Linked DNA regions of Homo sapiens: all the other regions are linked to region 1. A link is a loop called in an ENCODE intact Hi-C map of the cell type or tissue named here. Cell type or tissue: PC-3. All regions are shown on one strand.

What was found. A loop is a pair of places that touch in the nucleus more often than their neighbours do. Peaks named below come from ENCODE experiments on the same cell type or tissue, not always from the same donor. Only the 100,000 strongest peaks of a DNase experiment are listed, where the experiment ranks them.
Region 2: a loop joins it to region 1, with 11 times the contacts of the local background. A loop is called at or near these places in 12 of 110 quality-filtered maps.
Region 3: a loop joins it to region 1, with 3 times the contacts of the local background. A loop is called at or near these places in 2 of 110 quality-filtered maps.

Annotation. Positions count from the first base shown.
Region 1 is chr10:69,913,722-69,916,221 of GRCh38, forward strand. The region is part of intron 17 of COL13A1 (collagen type XIII alpha 1 chain); the gene reads left to right. Among named protein-coding and RNA genes, the nearest start is that of LINC02636, 94 kb to the right of the region's middle. RefSeq lists an enhancer at 989-1,038 and a silencer at 1,099-1,188. In PC-3, CTCF peaks have their summits at 1,118 (motif pointing left) and 1,381; a DNase peak (open chromatin) is centred at 1,100.
Region 2 is chr10:69,860,525-69,863,024 of GRCh38, forward strand. The region is part of intron 2 of COL13A1 (collagen type XIII alpha 1 chain); the gene reads left to right. Among named protein-coding and RNA genes, the nearest start is that of COL13A1, 60 kb to the left of the region's middle. RefSeq lists an enhancer at 27-732. In PC-3, CTCF peaks have their summits at 63 (motif pointing left) and 1,125 (motif pointing right); a DNase peak (open chromatin) is centred at 1,137; H3K27ac peaks cover 2,272 bases.
Region 3 is chr10:69,838,898-69,841,397 of GRCh38, forward strand. The region is part of intron 2 of COL13A1 (collagen type XIII alpha 1 chain); the gene reads left to right. Among named protein-coding and RNA genes, the nearest start is that of COL13A1, 38 kb to the left of the region's middle. In PC-3, no CTCF peak of the experiment used is centred here; DNase peaks (open chromatin) are centred at 214 and 974; H3K4me3 peaks cover 698 bases; H3K27ac peaks cover 773 bases.

The DNA of each region.
Region 1 (2,500 bases):
ATTCCCCAGTTCAGAGGTCAGGCAGGGGCAGGTCCCTGGAGACAAGCCCCAGGGAGTGAGCCTAATGAGAGTGGAGTGAGCGGCAGAGCGAGGTCAGCTGGGGGAGGCCAGTGGGGGCGCCCCTGCTTCCTGCCAAGCAAGGGGGTGGGAGGGAGGGAGGCCCTGCCATGGGGATCAAGGAAGCCCGGGTCACTTGCGAAATTAAGAGAATTGACCCAGAGAGGAGGGAAGGGGCGAAGGTCAGCCACCCTAACAAGGAGGGCTGCCTCCCGAGGAGGCTCCTGGGGCTCTGATTTCCCCTGAGTACCTGATTGTGTCTTTACACACTCACATCAACAGGGGCTGAGGACAACCCCAATTAGCCTGGAGACTCTCACGCTCCGGGGTTTTGCTCTGCACAGTTTCTTCCAGGATTGGAGACAGAAGCCCAGAGACAAGCTTGAAGCAGACACCACCTCCTCCCTGCAGGAGCACCCCTCTGGGCAGGAGGAAGGGAGAGCAGGGACCCACTGAGACCCCTCCTAGAGCTGCATTTTTAACCAAAGCTAAGAGTCCCTCCCCACCCCACAGAGCCTTTTTCTGGAGCTGCCAACCAAGCCAAATGGCACCTCCCCAGCTTTGGCCTCTCTCCTTCCAAAGGGCTGTGCAGGGGAGCAGAGAAAGGGCTGGGGTGGGTGGGAAGAGACAGGAGCACCAGTGGATGGGAGGTATCTGATCTAACCGCACTTTGCAACCAAGAACCCTGGACCAGTGGGAGAAAGTGGCTTATCTGTGGTCACCTGCACTGCCAGCCCAGCTCCTCGAAATGGAGGTGGGAAGAAGAGGGCAGAGGCATTGAGGGAAAGCAAGAGAAAAGACAGAGAAAGTAGAAGAGAGGGATGACGGGGGCCTCTGAATAGTCAAGGACTCCCAAGCTGACCTCCCACCTGCACCCACACCAGAGGACTGTGGGGGCCTCTGTACTGAGTCAAACTGGTCTGGTCATTCAGAATGCTAGCAGGGGACCCTCCAAAGGAAAGAATGACAGGAGCCCTCAGCTGGTACTACTGAGAGGGCTTGGAGACCGCTGTGGCGGGAGTAGCCAGACTTCAGATGAGGTACTGTCACGCCCTCTGCTGGCCACAGAGCGGCTGTGCACACAGGCAGTGAGCTTTTCTGGGCATCCTGCGCTGAGCGGCCCCCACACTCTGACCCCTGCACCCCTATGATGGGCCACAGACCTAAGGACCCCCACCAAGCAAAGAGGGGCTCTGCTCCGCTTTCAGCCTGCAAAGGCTGTTTGGTGGAAGCAGACGGAACATCAGTCCATCTGATACTTGGGTTGGCCAAGAGAAATAAGTACCTTGGCATAACAGACAACAGACTATCCAAAGCCCTAGGCTGCATGACCTTGGCAATCATACCTGTCCTCTGTGAGCCGCAGTTAGCTTACTTGTGAAGCAAGAATAACGTCCACTCCCACATTGGAAGGGATTGTTGGAGATGGAAGAGAGGAAGGTTGTAAAGCTTTTCAGTCCAGTGCAGACACATGGCAGCTGCAGTAAGTGGCTGTGCCCTTCTCTCTCAGTCCCACAAGAAGGAAGTTAGTGTCTAGAGCAAGCCTTGGGCTCTAGATTTTCAGCCATGGTAACTTCCTGAATTTAGCTCTGCCATCCCACCTATGGTTCAGGGGTCACTGGTGGGGTCATGCTGAGAGAGGGCTCTGGCATTGGGAACTAAAGATTCTAGGCCTTCTGTAGAATTTAGAGACTTGGCCCAAAGAGGATAAAAGTGAAGCCATCTCAGGCAGACATAAATTTGTGTGTGCCGATTACAAACGCTAAGTGGTCCCTGTCGCATTGAGGATGCAGCGCTGAGTTATAGGGGATAGCAAAAAGCTTCATAGAAGAGATAAAAGGGCCCCACTCCCATCAAACAGCCTCTGCAGGCTGAAAACAGGGCAGAGCCCCTCTCTACTCAGAGGCCCTCAGGTCTGTGGTCCATAGGGGTGCAGGAGTCAGTGTGCGAGGGCAGCTCAGCCCAGGGCACCAGACAAGAACTGGGTGCTCTATCAACCAAGACTCCAAATGATGAATAGGGTTTTAAGTTGAAATGGAAGAAAGACAGACCGTGGAAATGGGTAGTGTTTTCAGGGACACAGAAACTAGCAGGACACAGAAACTAGTGATATCATGACATGATATCAGGTGATGAGGCTAGGAAGGAAGCAGGGGTCAGAACGTCATGCTCAGGAACCTGGTCCTTTTCCTACTGTCAACAGCAGGCCAAGGATGTTTTAAGGCAGGGGTCTCGCTATCCAGCCTGTGTGTTAAGAAGCTTAACTGGACACTTGCATGGAAGACCCATCACGGAGGAAGAGGGTGGAAGTCCTCTAGCCTTGGTAAGGAGAAGGATGGACGAGGACCTCCTGTAAGATGGCAGGAAAGGGAGAGTGTGGACAGCTGAGAAGGAAGCCAGAGAACACCAGATCCCCTCTGCCTTTAAGCCTATGGGAACTGCA
Region 2 (2,500 bases), 53 kb before region 1:
CAGCTGTCGAGACACCATTTCCCTCTCTCCCTTTCATTCACCCAGAATTACAGCTGGGTGGGGGAGGGGCACGGGGGTGGCCTGGCGCCATCTTCTGTCGGGTTGTCGTTCCTCTTGCCAGGGGCTGGGCATCACCCTCCATCCCCCTGGGCAGAACCTGCAGCCAGGTCCCCCATGCCCTCCTTGCCTGTGGCCTTCTGCGGCCATTTTCCTGAGCCCCAGGCTGCTATCCCCCATTCCAAGGGATGTGGGACTCTGGCATCAAGGGAGCTGCAGGGATGGTAAGGGGATCTCCTGTCCCTCTGCCTGCTCAAACTGTCTCACCAGAGCCATCTCCACGAGGGCTCCAGGCCCCAGGCATATACCCTTACCCATTGCTAGCTAGGCTGGCGAACGGCTTCCCTGGAAACACAGGACTGCATCGGGAAGGAGAGGAGGCTGGAGGAACTTTAAGGTTTTGTTGGGAGGAGAAAGGGAGAATGGACGCAGAGGAGGTAACCAAGAAAGTCTGCTACTTAGGCACACCCTCCTGCGTCCACAGAGAGGAGTAACCCCGGCTGCTGGGCATCTGAGCCTCCCCCGTCCCACCAGCCCTCAGGCACTTGCCAAACAATGCAAGGAGCAAGGAAGTGAAGGGGGCACCTCCAGATTGAAAGCAGGGGTTAGCCAAGGGCAGAGTGTCAAGAAGCCCCTGGAGCCAGACCAAGTGCCCCGCCAGGCTGCCAGGTGTGAAGTCCACTTCCATGGAGTTTACAGGAAGGTGGCCACTCAGGTTGCTGTCAGGTGGCTCCAGGGGTGGCAGTGGCATAGCTAGTAGTATGGAGTCCTCTGGGGACCTCCTGGGGCCAGGGCATGAACTAAGCTGGAGGGGATCTTACTGGCTCCTGTCCCTTCCTTGCTCGTACATTCCAGTCTCTCTGCCAACCTTAACAGCTGAATGGGGATGGGATAGAGAGCTGCAATCAATGCTAGTCCCCATGCCTGGTATGAGATGTGTCTGGGGAGTCCAGGACACCCAGCCTCTCCACCTCCGTCTCTGCCACTCCCCAAGGCTAGACTCAGTCCTGCCTGATTAGTTAGAAAAGGGTCCTCCTGCTTCGTCTACTTGCTTCCCCTGAGTCTCACCTCCAGGTGGCTCTAGTTTCCAGGATGACTAATAGGTTCCATATCATGTGCCAATTTCTGCTGATTGATAGTGGCTGTGTTGCAAAGAATTGTGAAACCTTGTCTAGGCTCATTAAGGAGCTGTGATTGATTATCAGTGTCAGCCATGAGTGCAGGCACAGAGACTGTAGGTGTGTGTGATTTAAACTGCTGCCCACTTCTCCCAGGACCTGTTATACCCCATCAACCTGGGCTGGAAAGGTCTGGGGGTGTCTTGTGGCCGAGAGATGTCATCATAGGACAGATGTGAGCTGTGGCGTGCTGGCAAACGCTTAAGAAGTGGCTCTTGGGGTAAGGTGGGGCTGCTTTGTAGCTTTTGCCAATTTCTGTGGTGTGAATACTCCCACCATGGCCAATTTCCAGCTGCCAGTGTGAAGTCACTGGGCGCCAAGTTAGGAAGAGATGCCCACAGTTGGCTCTTGCAAGACTGCACAAGTTGGCTCTGAGTAGTCAGACATTTTTCCTAAGAAATGTAAAGCTTCTCAAAGCTTTGCTAATGGTGGGCTGTTCTGTGAATAGCACTAGACCAGGATTCAGGATCATTTACCAGCCATGAATAATAGGCAAGTTGCACCCTTCTCAGAGCCTCAGTTTTCTCATCTATAAAATGGGAGTTGGGTTGTGGTGAACTGTGATATAAGGAAGTGCTTTATCAGTCACAAAGCATGATTTGTCAACCATGCTCCCGGGACATCAAATAAATTCAGTTGGTCTACCCAGAAATCTGCCTCAGGCTTCCCTAGAAACTCAGGGTTTGGGCCATAGGGCTGTACGTGACAGGGCTTGAGTGTTCTCTTTGAAGTTAACCCCAGAAGACACAGGCTGCCTTAAAGCTCACCGGTGTCCCTTCACAGGCCAGTGAAGGGACTGCCTTAAAGCTCACCAGTGTCCCTTCACAAATTGCTTTTCATGGTTTTTAAAGTTACTCATGTTTCCCTTCTTCACTGCTCTTTGAGGCAGAGGCTGTTCCTTTTATTTCTCCATGTGCCTCCTTCAAGCTTCGGGGGCCCATGGTCCCGGGAGGCAGGCAGACCTGGGGCCAAGTACCAGCCCAGTGATGCATGTGTTCTGCAGCCTTGAACGCACCATAAACTCTCTGGGCCTCAGGTTTTTCATCTGTAGAGTGGGAACAATAACCAACAATACTTCACTGGGTCATTGGGCAGACCGAGTGAAATAAGGGTCTTAGCATAGCGTCAGGCACAGAGTACATACTCTGTAGATGAATAACAGACAAATTACTATTTGTCCGAATGAGGTCTTGGGTGGAGGTGGAACAGGCCAAACTGTAGAAGAATGGGATCCCAAGAGTTGGCAAACCACAGGTCGGTGAGGC
Region 3 (2,500 bases), 75 kb before region 1:
TGGCGAAGCCAGTGAGTTCCTGCGTGTGAAGCCCCATTGAAAGTGCGAAGTGGATTGCTATTTGCTACACACGTGCCAGTTGTTATTTTTGCATTTACACAATAATGGACAAGACCTGACCCTGTCTCTAGAAACCCATCCCCTGATTGGGCCTCTGAACAGTGTCCACAGGAAATATTTCACCAGTTATATCCTGCAATCTGGATGTGTCAGCTATGGTATTTGGAGAATGCGATGGTCTTGGAAGCCTCCAGGGGAGAGGTGACCCATTCATTCATTCATTCGTTCGTTCGTTCGTTCAACAAATACTTGTGAAGCGCTTGCCATGTGCAGTGGCACCGAGCTCTAGTGATATGAGGACCAACCTGACAGAGGTCTTGACCTCTTCCTGCTTCCAGTGTAATGAGAGAAATCAACAAAATAAGCACATAAGGAAATTAACAAGAAAATATCCACTGATTGTTATGAAGAAAATAAATTAAGACAATTTTAAAGGATTCCCCCCACGGCCCACTTTACTGAGGTATAATTGACAATTAAAAACTGTATATATTTAAGGCTGACCATGTGATCCAGGGGATATTTTCGATAGGGCATTGTGGGGGGCAGTGTTATCTGTGAGAAGGTGACATCTGAATGACAAGGGGAGCCCACCACGCAGAGCTAACAGATGATCCTGAGCATGAGAAGTGCTGTGCCTGAACTTGTCACAGCATAAAGCACTAGAAGAGTGTCCATGAGATAAATTGATTAAAGAATTAAATCAGAGGTTGGGGAATGAGCATGCTGGTTAGCAGCAAAAGCCGGTGCAAAATCCCTGAGGTCGGAATGAGCTTGGTGTGTCTGAAGAAGAGAAAGGTCAGAGTGTGGCCAGGTGAAATGAGTGACAGGGAGAGAGCAGAGAGAGAGCTCAGGGAGGGCGCGGGCCAGTCCTGTGGCGCCTCGTGTGACTCTGGCCTGTGGTATTTGTACATTTCACCCTCAATGAGCCAGGAAGCCACAGGAAGGTTTTAGGAGGGGGAGCCACCGGCTCTGGGCTACATTTTCCAGTCCTCTTGGCACCGGCAGAGAATGGATTACAAAGGCAGAGTGGAGAGGAGCCAATAGGTGTCCTGGACAATTGCGGTGTCCAGGTGAGAGGCAGTGGTGACAGAGGAAATGGGGAGAGTGTGCAGATTTTGGGTATGTGCTAGAGGTGACGCTAGCAGGCCTTGCTGATGGGCTGGCTGTCGGGTGAGAGATGGAGAGAAACCAGGCAGAGCTGAAGGCTTCTTGACTTGAGCTGTTGACTGGGCTGGGCTGTGAAGCTGCTGGAGCTGCAGAATGCTTAGCCCAGGTGCTGGGGGTCAGGGGCAGGTTTCCTGGAGAGATGGGGACAGGGCTGGAGGGACAGACAGCGGCATCGAAGGAGCCCGGTGACTCGGTGACTCGGGGTCCTTTAAGTTGCGTGTCCCCCAGCGTGGAGTCCACTTGCTAGAGTGAGCAGTTTGTTGAATTGCTGGTTCCCCTTCCACTTCACCAGCTTAGGAGCAAGAGGGGCTGGATGGAGGAGGCAGAGCCTGTGGCCTGTCTGCCTGGCTGAGGGGGGCCCTCTGGAGTCAGATGTCCTGAGTTCCCCTCCCCACCTCAGCAGCTTCACAGTGCATTTCCTTGCTCACTAAATCCTGAAATACTGGGATGATGGGGCCCCCTTTGAAACTTGAGTGAGGTAAGTTTAGGACAAATTAAAGGAAGTCCTGCTTCTCACAGCAACTTAGGACCTCAGGGGACTCATTACCCTGAGAGGTGGTCCAGGCTGGGAATGTCATGGGATTCCTGAGGGATCTGGGTAAAAGAACAAAATGAGGGGCCCTCAAAGGCCCCTGAGAGGAAACCTGGGATCTGTGTGACCTTTAAGTTGACGTCAGGGAGGAAAACTGGTCTCTTGAGGCTTCTGCTGGCAACAGAGTCGGGAACCATCCTAATCCAACCCAGCGTTCCCCTGCCCCCTGGCTCTCAGAACCCCGGGCGCCAGAGCTGGAAGGGGCCCCAGGCTCTGCCCCATCTAGTCCTTTTCTGTCACTCAGGAGGACACTCCTCTGTCACCCCTCCGCCTGAAACCCTGCAGTGGCGCCAGTGCCTTCACGACCATGTCCAGCACACCCCATCGGGCCCCATCCCTCCCCACTGCCCCCCTGCCCCACTTCCCTGGACTCCCTGCAGCACAGCCAGCCTGGGGCTTAGGAGCAGGGCTCTCATCACCAGGCCTCTGCCCCTGCTCTTCCCTCTGCCAGGAACCCCCTCATCTCCACCTTTGCCTGTTAACTCTCCCTTACCCTTCCGATTTGGCCTTAGTTGTAAACTCCTAGATAGCCATCCCTGATTCCCACCCCTGCCCCCACCTCCCCAATTTCAGGTCACCTGCCACTGCCGAAAGCTTCCTTAGAGCCAGCCCAGCCTCCAAGCATAAACCTATCCCACTGCATCATCAGGGACTAGTTTCACATCTGTCTCCCCTCTG